Regions from separate parts of the Mus musculus genome. Here region 2 is linked to region 1. Evidence: chromatin loops called from intact Hi-C (ENCODE). Cell type or tissue: heart. All regions are shown on one strand. Each heading gives the region's core, and the rest is flanking DNA. Links, peaks and the distances in the headings are about the cores only. Region 1 overlaps Sugct (succinyl-CoA glutarate-CoA transferase). Region 2 has its middle 6.4 kb from the start of Inhba.

Region 1 (5,387 bases), core at 244-5,243:
GTTTCTACCCAAGTAATATTCCAAAAACATCAAGGTATGAGTTATTACTACTAAAATCCTAGAAGTCCTTCCTGAACTTAAAAGGGGTTGGGCATATCTCAACATATTAAACACAATAAAAAGGGGCAATTAGGAATCTATTGTGCAAAAATTCAAGCAGGATATTCCGATTTGCATTTTACTTTTCTCCTTAAAGCCAACCTTAAAAATAGTTATTTGGATGGAACACAGAGCCCCTAATGAAGGAGCTAGAGAAAGTACCCAAGGAGCTAAAGGGGTCTGCAACCCTATAGGAGGAACAACAATATGAACTAACCAGTACCCCCAGAGCTGTGTTGCATATGTAGCAGAGGATGGCCTAGATGGCCATCAATAGGAGGAGAGGCCCTTGGTATTGCGAAGATTATATGCCCAAATACAGGGTAATGCCAGGACCAGGAAGCAGGAGTGGGTGGGTTGGGGAGCGGACAGGGGGAGGGTAAAGGGGGCCTTGGGGATAGCATTTGAAATGTAAATGAAGAAAATATCTAATAAAAAATGCCTTTAAAAAGTGATTTGGATCATAGGCTAGCCTTGATATACTACTAACAGTCCTATAGGCTAGCCTGTGGTATAAGGTGCTGTTATATTGAGCTGGATCACCATTTTAAACACAGAAGTGAATTTTCACTTAGGATTTCAATGTAGGTTGTAAGGAGAAATTCTCTCCCTGCTTTTGTTCTAGGATTGATTTTCTTCCTACCACTCTTCAATTTGGCTATTCTGATCCTGCTAACACCCTTTCATCCTCAGGGATACATTTCCCAGGCTGAGGAAAAAGTAGACTTATGCATATTCTGGAGCTCTTTGGTAAAGGTATATTATTAGAACAGGGGCTTCTGTCACAGTTGTTGAGCTGTTGTAACAGCTGAAAAATGCAAGTAACTATAGGTCTGTGGCTGGGGTAGGTACAGAAATGACTTTAAAAGGTACCGTTAAGTACCTTGGTACATAGTATTTATACTAAACACACAGTAGACACCAGACACTATGCTACAGACATTCAACACACTGATGTGCCAATTCATCACCACAACCCTGAGGCAGACAGTATTTTCAACTATTAAATAAATGAAGATCTTCTGCAGAATGAATCAGTGCTTCAAAGGACTTAATTCCCAAGCCCCTGCTACAAGCCAAACAGCACGTCCTCATATGATGCTATCCTTGGCGGCTGTGTGCCTCAGGAGTAACAATCAAAAGGAAATGATGGGCAATATTCAACTGGAAAGAGGATGGTCAACTAAAACCATATCTTCACAGGAGTAAAAGTTCTCATGGTGGCTACAATTGGAAACAACCATTTTAGGGATGTTTTCTGCAACTTAAGTACTGCTTTGAAAACATAAAAAATTATTTTAGGAAAAATATTGTAAAATTAATTCCTTTCCCATTGATCAAGTCCTAATAAACAACCTAGGAAGGAATCTTAAAGTTTGAAGGAAACATCCCAACTGCCTTCCCAACAAACGACGATCGCATTTAAGCTAAAGCTATATTGCTTTCCGGTGGATAGGCATTTTTCTTTGCTGAAATTAATTAGAGTAAACATTTTCATTCATTTAGCGATGCATGTTACAAATCAGGCGCCCCTCCCTCCATAAAAGGAAATACACAGGCTCAGGAAACACAGTCAGATATACACACACCTGTTACTTTATTCCTTTTTCCGCTACATTTGTTGCAACAGATGAAAACCCACATCAGACTAAGGAAGAACTGCGCAAGTAGTTGTTTTATTTCAAGAAACTAGCTTTCTCAGGCTGGGCTTTTCTAAAGCATGGTCTTTAATCTGTCCAACTGTCTTTTCTAACATGCAGACCTAACCAGCTGTTAACAGGTCCTTTCATAAGCACCTGATACATCTCTCAAAATATAAAATCTCCCTCAGGATGTTACTGTACCTGCAAATGTGCTTACATTCATTCCATGGTTGAAACTAACTCCCTACAAGATTATAGTTAAACTTTTTTTCCTGGGAAGACATAGTCTTCTTTATAAAACTACCCTAGAGACATTCCAAGATCGCAGAAAGGCTGGCACTTCCTCCAGCAAGCACATCCCAGGTTGATGCTATTTCCACAGTCCAGCCTTCATTCCTTTCTAGTCTCAACAATTTCCACAGAGATCAAGCCTGTATGTTAGTGTGTGCAGCCCAGAGTAGTACTCTCTCAGCTCAAAGAATTAGCAGCATACCCCATGCTAAGGTTATATAATGACAGACCAACTCCTGCAAAAAGTGGGGTGGGGGAAGACAGTGAACAGCAGTGGTAATTCAACAAAATGAAAATCGTTTCCAGGAATCCCTATGAATACTTTGAACCAAAGAAGAAAGGTAATTTTACCTTAAATAATCAGTGTGTATATCAGTAGCCCTGAGGGGGAGGGGGGTGGAAATCATCTAATAATAAGATCTTGGTCGGAAATTCTTGCAAGGCCCAACTGAAATTTACAATCCCGTTACCAGGTTACAAGAGTGACATCTAGTGGACTCTTCCTGAAATGACTAAGGGGGGATTCAAATTAGAGCAAGGATTCCCAAAGCCTAATGTGAGAGTGAATCTCTGCTGGAAGAGTGAACCAGAGCCTGTCACATCTAACAAACACGCAGATGATACCCCTGCTGCCATTCCTAGACCTCTCATTGGAGCCATGTCCCAAGAGAGCTCACATCTGTTCCTACCCTCAGAAGACAAGTGGGTCAAAGGGACCCTTGACTCTGTCAGTGTTCCGACTTCATAGCCCCGCTCAGCAGCATAAATGCTGTTCCCTGTCTGCTCAGGTCTCCAATACATATTCACTTCAGCACTGAATACAATATATATTCCCTTTCATTGCAAACACCCCTTGTAGACTTTTGGTTTGCAATACTGGGGATGGAACTAGAGTCCATGAACGTAGAAAGAAACATTCTGCCACTGAACTATATATACAGCTAGACCCTAACTGAATTTTAGTATTAATTTTTACTTGTTTCAGAGCTCAATTTTTCTCCCACTACTCAAGTTAATTCGTTTTTGAATAGGGATCCACCATGGTAAGGTAACAAACCTATTCAGAATTTTAATACATTTTTCTGGGTTTATTTCTAAGAACTTCTAAGAAGCATAACTACAGAAACTCCAACTGCTGCCCAAATCCAGAACTGTGTGACTTATTCTAAAGAACCTTGACCTCTACACAGAATTATCAGTCTAGTATTTTTTTTGTTATTTTGAAGTTAGCAAAATGATGTTGTCATTTATTCACTTTACATCCCTATTGCAGGCCCCTGTGCTACCCTCACAAATTCCTCCTCCTATTGCTCCATCACATTCTACTCAGAGAAGGGGAAGCCCCCTTAGGTACTACCCTGACCCAGGACATCAGTCCCAGCAGGACTAATATCCTCTCCAACTGAAGCCTGTGCAGGCAATTCAGCTAGAGGAAAGAGATCCACTGGAGGGCAACAGAATTAAAGACTGCCCCTGTTCCAGTTGTTAGGGCACCCACACATCTGCTAGAAATTGTGAGAGTCCTAAGTGGAGCCACTGCATGATCTTTAGTTGGTGGTTCAGTCTCTGTGAGCTATCATGGGCCCAGGTTAATTAACTGTGTAGACCTTTTTGTGGTAATAGCCAGAAACTGGAACCAACTTAGATGTCCTTCAACTGAAGAATGGATAAAGAAAATGTGGTACATATACACAATGGAATACTATTAAAAACAACAACATCATGAAATTTGAAGGCAAATAGATGGAAGTAGAAAATATCATTCTCAGTGAGGTAACCCAAACCCAGAAATGCACACATGGTATGTATTCACTTATAAATGGACATTAGCCATAAAGTACAGGATAACCATGATACAATCTACAGACCCAAAATAAACTAAGTAATAAGGAGTGCCCAAGGTAGGAAGCTTGAATCTCACTCAGAAAGGGAAATAAAATAGATATCAGAGGCAGATGGAGAGAGGGACCTGGGTAGAAGAAGGAGTGAGACAGGGAATGGGAATGGGGATCAGCTGTGCGGAGGGGTGTGGGAGAAGGCTGAGAGAGAGAACAGAAATCTGTGTGGGGCATCTCTGGGACTAGTGGGAGATGTGGAATGGAGGAGGCTTCCAGAAGTCTATGGGGTTGACCCTATCTGAGACTCCTAGAAGCTGGGGCAATGGAGAGTGAAGTGGCCACCTCCTGTAGCCAAGCCCAAAATTTGTCCTGCCTACAAGATGCACAGGGATAAAAATGAAGCAGAGATTGAGGGAATGGCCAACTAATGACTGGTCCAACTTGAGACACATTCCATAGGAGAGAGCCAACTTCTGACACTTTTAATGATACTCTACTAAGCTTGCATGCAGGAGCCTAGCATAATTGTTTCCTAGGAGGCTTCATCCAGTGGCAGAGAAAAACAGATGCAGAGACCCACAGCCAAAGATCAGGCAGAGCTCAGAGACTCTTGTGAAAGAGCCCGAGGGGTCACAGACACCACAGCCTAGTCTCTTAACAGTAAATTAATCTCTCCTCCCCAGAGGAGCCCTGCAGGCCATACATGACTCCTCTTACCAAAGTCTCCCTCTGCTCTAGAGTAGACTTAGTTTCTAGTTCTACCAGCCTATGGCCTACAACCAATTTCCAACAAAGAAGGAGACCATTCTGTAATCTCTAAAACATACAAACATGCATGAAAACCACTTTCCAGTCCTGTCTTATTACAAAATTATTAACCTGGAACAAATACGTTTTACAAGCAGTAGAACCTCTATTTCAATCTAACAAATGCAGAAAAAGGAGAACTTCTTCCTTTGATATGAAGTTGGAATTTTTGGAAATGTGTCTACTTGTTTTCTTTCAAGCTTATCCTCTCATGTCCCAAATAGATCTTCTGTCTCCGACTCCTGCCCCAGCCTACAACCTTATGGAAATACCATTTGAAAACCAGAAGCCATGAGTCTCACAATAGCTGAAACCACCCAATCTCATGCATTGCTAAAAGATTGCATTTTCATTAAAATGATGGGGGGAGAGAGAGAACTGTTTCCCTACGAACTGACCTAATTACTATTCTAATACAATTATAACATATGCAATCAAAAGATTTATTCTGAAGATGTAAAATCTGACTTCCTGAAGGAAATTTGCTTTTAAGTCATAATTAAGGATCCCTGTAATGAATAAACAACTGAAATGTTTACGCCTCTTCAACTGCTCTTGGCAGCCTTGAGGGGGGAATTATGAAGAGAAAAATGCCACATAGTTCTTTCTCAAAGGTGACATTAAAACAGAAAATCATCTGCCAGGTCCTGTCATAGACCCAGGTCCTCCTGCCCAAGTTAAAGGCCTAGTTATAACATAATTGTGACTG
Region 2 (5,387 bases), core at 212-5,211, 1.4 Mb before region 1:
GGTAGCTCTGAGCTCAGTTTTCTCCTGCAATCATGGATACTCTTCAAATTTTTCAAAAGCTTCTCTTCTCACATTTTCATCTTAAATATGGAGCTCCAAGGTCTCTTTCTTAAAGATTTTCTTCCCCAGACTTCAGGCACTCCACTGGAAGACCAACAGAGTTAATAACCTGGATCCTTGGGTGCTCTCAGAGACTGAACCACCAACTAAAGAGCATATACTAACCGAAGAACACACATGGGCTGGACCTAGGCCTCCCTGCTCAGATCTATGGGTCCTGAACAACTGGAGTAGAGGCTATCCCAAAAGCTGTTGCCTGTCTGTGGGATATGTTCTAGCTGGGCTGGGCTGCCTTGCCTGGCCTCAGTGAAAGAGAATGCCCCTAGCCCCACAGAGATTTGATGTGCCAGAGTGAGTGAATACCAGAGGGGGTTCCACACTCTCAGAGAACAAGGAGAGGGGGAGGAGTGACAAGGGGTGAAGGGGCAGTGAGCAAGATGTAAAGTGAATAAATAAAAATAACATGAAAAAGCAACTTAAAATTTTTTCTTCCTCTCAGCCGTTGCTCCCTCCAGGGAAGACATTTGCTGCTATAAGAAATAGGTACCCAGAGGATGATGTCTCAAAATCATCGATGACTGGAAATAAATGTTCCTAGTCTATTGTATTTAAAAACTAAAATTTGAACTCAGAATTCCATCCTGATATCAAACAGTTGTCAGAAGCTGGGCTTGATGGTATAGGCCTCCAATTTAAGCTATGCAATAGATTTGGGTAAGAGGATTGAAAGTTCAAGGTTCCTCTGGGGGTACAGAGTGAGTGCAAGGATAGTCTGGGAAATATAATGAGACTCACAGTAAAATGTAAAATGTGGGCTGACCACATAGAGCAGAGTCTAAGGCTTGCTCAGTGAGCATGAGGCTCTAGATGCAATACCCAGGGTCACAAAAACAAACGCCCAGCTATCAGAGACACCACATTGGGGAATGTTTTGGTATTTGAGGACAGTACAGGATTGTTAAAACTCCTTATAGACTACAAAGGGGAGTGCTTCAGAATACTATAGAATACTGCACAGGGGGAAGGACTTGATAATATGCTTTTAAAAGTGGTACCCACCATGAGAATTTTTGTAGTCTTTGTATTTTCTTTTCCTCCTTCTGGAACTTGCTCCTAAATACAAAGAAAAGTCACTTTCCATTTGAGTGCTGAATTTTACCTTCAACTTGAATAGGGGTGAACTGTGCACCTGCTGAAGTCAGGGGCAGCCTGCATATTGTTTGACTCGTCCACAAAAAAAAAAAAAAAAAAAAAAAAAAAAAAAAAAAAATTGGTCCCTGAGCAAGCAAGGATAAGGTGGTAAAGAAGATAGTAAGTTCATTAAACAAACAAACAAACAAACAAACAAACAAACAAATAGGACATACTCTTTAAAAATGAGCCCAAAGGGTAAGAGAGATTGTCCAGTGTTTACAAATGAGACCCTGCAGAAGACCAGGGTGTAGTCCTGAGCACCCATGTTAGGTGGTTTACAAATGCCTGTGACTTCAGCTCCAGGGGATCTTACACCTCTGACTTTTGGAGGCACTCTTAATGCACACAGTACTACCCCAATTTAAATAAAGAAAATAAATCTTTAAGAAGCGAATCACCAGAAAAGAAATAAAATGACAACTGAGGTATTTTGCATAAATTCTGCCACTAACAGAAAAGGATTCAGCAAAATAGCAAAGACAAAGTTGACCTTTGAACCTAAAGCCTTTCAAACCAACAATTTATTACACATTGGAGAAGACTGTAGGAACAAACAAAAACACGTGTCAAAAATGGAACAGAAGAAAGCATTTTTAAAACAATTTTTTTATAAATAGAAAAATTACTGCAGTTATAAATAAATACTATTTAATGATTTATCATTATTAAATGACAAATTTTCAGTAAGGGCATATACAGAAGGCTAGAGTTTACATATTTAGGTTGCTATGAATCTCTTGGTCGGCATGGCAGGATGCACTTTGGATATTCAGGACTAAAAATAGAATTCAAAATAAACAGTTAGAATAAAGCACAGGTGAATATCGACTGGATTTCCTGATAGGAAAAACTCGACATCCAAGAAGTTTACTAGAATGGTCTGAATGGAAACGGTGTTTTGTTTGAAATCCTCTAAGCAAAATGAAATGATAAGAAACTTGCAGGGGTGGTGTCACTACAATGGGGAGCAGAAGATTCCTTACTAATTGTAAAATAAGCTCCTATTAAATTGTATATAATCCAGTGTATTTGAAACATGAAAGTCTGAAATATAGCAGTGACCTAAAAGTAACTCACACAAATGAGTGATGAAATGTTTAATCTTAATGAGCACCTTAAAAACCCAAATGTAAAGAAAGCGTACACCTGATTTATCTTGATAGGAGAGTTAGAACTAGGCTAAGACCCAGGATGAAACGCAGTGAAGGGGCCAGACTCTTACACTATTAGGACTTGGAAGAGGGTAACTTGGTAACACGGATGGGGATATTGAATGTGTCCACATTTCTGACCCAATAACTCATCAGGAATTTACCTTAAGCAATAATAAGACATGAACTCAGAACATAAAAAAATGTGCCTACAAAATTTTGGAACTAGATTTGCAGTTAGTTTACTGGCTTAAAAATAAAGGAATTTATTTGATTAATTATCCTTCAGACATTACTTTTATTTTTTTCAGGCATTACTTTTTCAAGAAATGTGGCCATTGAAAATGGTCAACATATAATGAATGACAGATGACAATATCAGTTTATCCAATTACATCTCCTTCCCAATTTTCTTTTGCCCATACATCAAAATAGTGACTATTCTGGGAAGGAAGAGTCCATGGACTCACATTCTTACACTTACATGCATTTTCATGTTCTATGTTACTTTTAAATTCACGATGTGTCATTTGAAAAGCAAAGATTGGGAGTGGATGTCTCAGCTCTGCGCTGACGTTTCCTTCTATGTGAGTGCACCAGAAGAGGGTGCTGCTGTGCCTTTCCAAGGGAGCAACAGCTCAACCGCCTGGTAAGTCTGGAAGATTCTCCCAAGTCCCTAAGATTTACTTCCCTTGGTGGTCACCTTGGTTTTTTTGTTGTTTTGTTTTGTTTTTTTGCTTTTTGTTTGTCTGTTTGTCTTGTTTTTTTGTTTTTTGTCTGTTTTTGTTTTGTTTTGTTTTCTGCTTCAGAAATTTTCATGCGTTTCCAGTGACCCCATGGGCACTTCCTTTAGTCACAGCATTAACAAACATAATTTGTTTTTTGAGAGGCTTTGCTCTGATTCCAGCTGAGCATCTTCTGGAATTCATGAATACCCCTTCATCAGAAAAGGAGTGAAGTGAAGCATGATCTTAGCCATAGAAAGGTTGAAAACTGCCACATGCACAGGTAAGGAATTTGAATTAGCCCCCCAGTTACCTGGCTGTACCTGCACCTTCATGTGCTGGCATTCTTTGCATAAGGAAGCTTGCGGTGTGAACATCTTATGGTTGCTCTGTGTAATTGATCTATCATGTAACCTTTTCAGGATGGTCCTTCCTGTCATTCTGGAAGCCGAACCCATCTCCTTGTAGACTGCTCATGATTCGATACTCAGCCAGAAAAGACCCAAGTAGTAACATATTTCATTTAATTATTATGTTCTGCAATTGTCAAGTCAATTTTTATCAGTATCTAACTATCCCAGGATTCTGGTCCTCTCTTTTCTTCAACCATTACATCTCTCATATGTGCCTAACTAAACTTTATTTTGACTCAGTATTACAGATTACAGAATTAATATCCTCAGGTTAGAAAAAAGAATAAGGGAATGAGTGAGTGCCTCTATAAATAACACCTGTTAGATGCCTGTTTGTGAGCTTAAAAACAACTCAGATTATGGGAAAACATTTTTCCCCATCATCATGGGGACAGTCAGACAGTTTATGTATAGTCAAGAGAAAACACAAGTTGGATGTGGTAGTACATTCCTCTAATCCAAGAACTTGGATGTGGAAGCAGCAGCATTGCAAGGTTGCAAGGTCAAGCTCAGCATGTGCTGTGAGAACTTATCAAAAGAAGAAGAAGAAGAAGAAGAAGAAGAAGAAGAAGGAGGAGGAGGAGGAGGAGGAGGAGGAGGAGGAGGAGATAAAATGGGAGAGTATATGATGCAGTGACCTTGGATATTTCTGAGCTGTCTTCCTTCTTCCCTTTAATCACCTGATGTCAGTTTCCAGAATTTCTCTATTGGATAAGTAGGAGTTTATGAGGAACTGGACCACACAGATGTGAGCTGGCTTATGACATTTGAGCTACTGTGTAAGCTGAGCATGCAGCTAGGTTTCCCTTTTCCTAATCTACCCCAGTACCTAGCTCCAGAATGTTTGCATGTCTTCCCAGTGTTTAATGTAGAAAGACAGAGAACACTCATTTTAAACAATGAAGCTTTTTAAGAAAGAGAAAAAATACCACCCATGGCCACATTGCCTACACAGCAGTCATGTTCTATGTGCTGGGTTTGTAGTGATACCTTCATACTGCATGATTGTTATCTGTGGAAGATGTGCACTGTGACCAGCACTCTCTAGGCAGGGGAACTGCACTACTGATAACAGGGATGTTTTCAGAAGTCCTCAAGTCTGAAAATACTGAGTTTAACCCCACACAGTCTCACTTCAACAACCCATGTAACAACCCATGTTTTCCACTCTCCCAGTGGAATCTTCACATTTTGGAGCTCAGATGTGCAGAATGCAATACCTAGGTAGGTCACCTTGAAGACATGCCAGAACTGTCTTCTGCAGTAGGATGCTGCCACTGGGGTCTGAGTGAAGCAGAAGTCTGTCCTCTTCAGAAACTGCCTCCCCCTCTAGCCCAGGAAGAGGCTGTTCTGGGGATATTCTTTTCTGGAATAAGGTCCCTTACTGAGACTTGGCTCTTGCATACCTTCATCTGAAAACCTAACTCTTCCCTGGGAGCGTGAATCGAAGGTTAGGGATGACTGCTCGGGGTGGGGGTGGGGGCTGGGGGGTGGGGGAAAGTGTGAAATGGTAATCACTTTCATATGACACTTGAGAAATATTATAATAAAGCTGAGTAAACTGGAGCATGAGTTAGCCAGTCCTTTGCCTAATGATGTCACTCACTTTGTGCTTCCTCCAGCCTATGATTAATAAAAGGGGGTTATTACAGTAACTCACTCCTAGTGGGCAGCAGTGACGTCAGCAGCAGCTGAGCAAACTGACTACATTTAGTTGTGCGTGTGTATGTGGGCATTTTTTTTTCCCTGTGACTAACATGAAGCTAACGGCATCTAATAAAACAAAAGTGTCTTGAAAGTTAAGGAAGTTATTGAGTGAACTCTTCTCTGCAGGGAGCGCCATT

The links. A loop is a pair of places that touch in the nucleus more often than their neighbours do. Peaks named below come from ENCODE experiments on the same cell type or tissue, not always from the same donor. Only the 100,000 strongest peaks of a DNase experiment are listed, where the experiment ranks them.
Region 2: it touches region 1 in a loop (7-fold over the local background); 17 of 42 quality-filtered maps call a loop at or near these places.

The regions. Positions count from the first base shown.
Region 1 is chr13:17,430,128-17,435,514 of GRCm38, forward strand. The region is part of intron 9 of Sugct (succinyl-CoA glutarate-CoA transferase); the gene reads right to left. Among named protein-coding and RNA genes, the nearest start is that of Gm24873, 8.0 kb to the right of the region's middle. In heart, for the core only: a CTCF peak has its summit at 2,535 (motif pointing left); no DNase peak of the experiment used is centred there.
Region 2 is chr13:16,002,708-16,008,094 of GRCm38, forward strand. It overlaps the pseudogene B230303A05Rik and a transcript of Inhba not described here. Among named protein-coding and RNA genes, the nearest start is that of Inhba, 6.4 kb to the right of the region's middle. In heart, for the core only: a CTCF peak has its summit at 3,009 (motif pointing right); no DNase peak of the experiment used is centred there.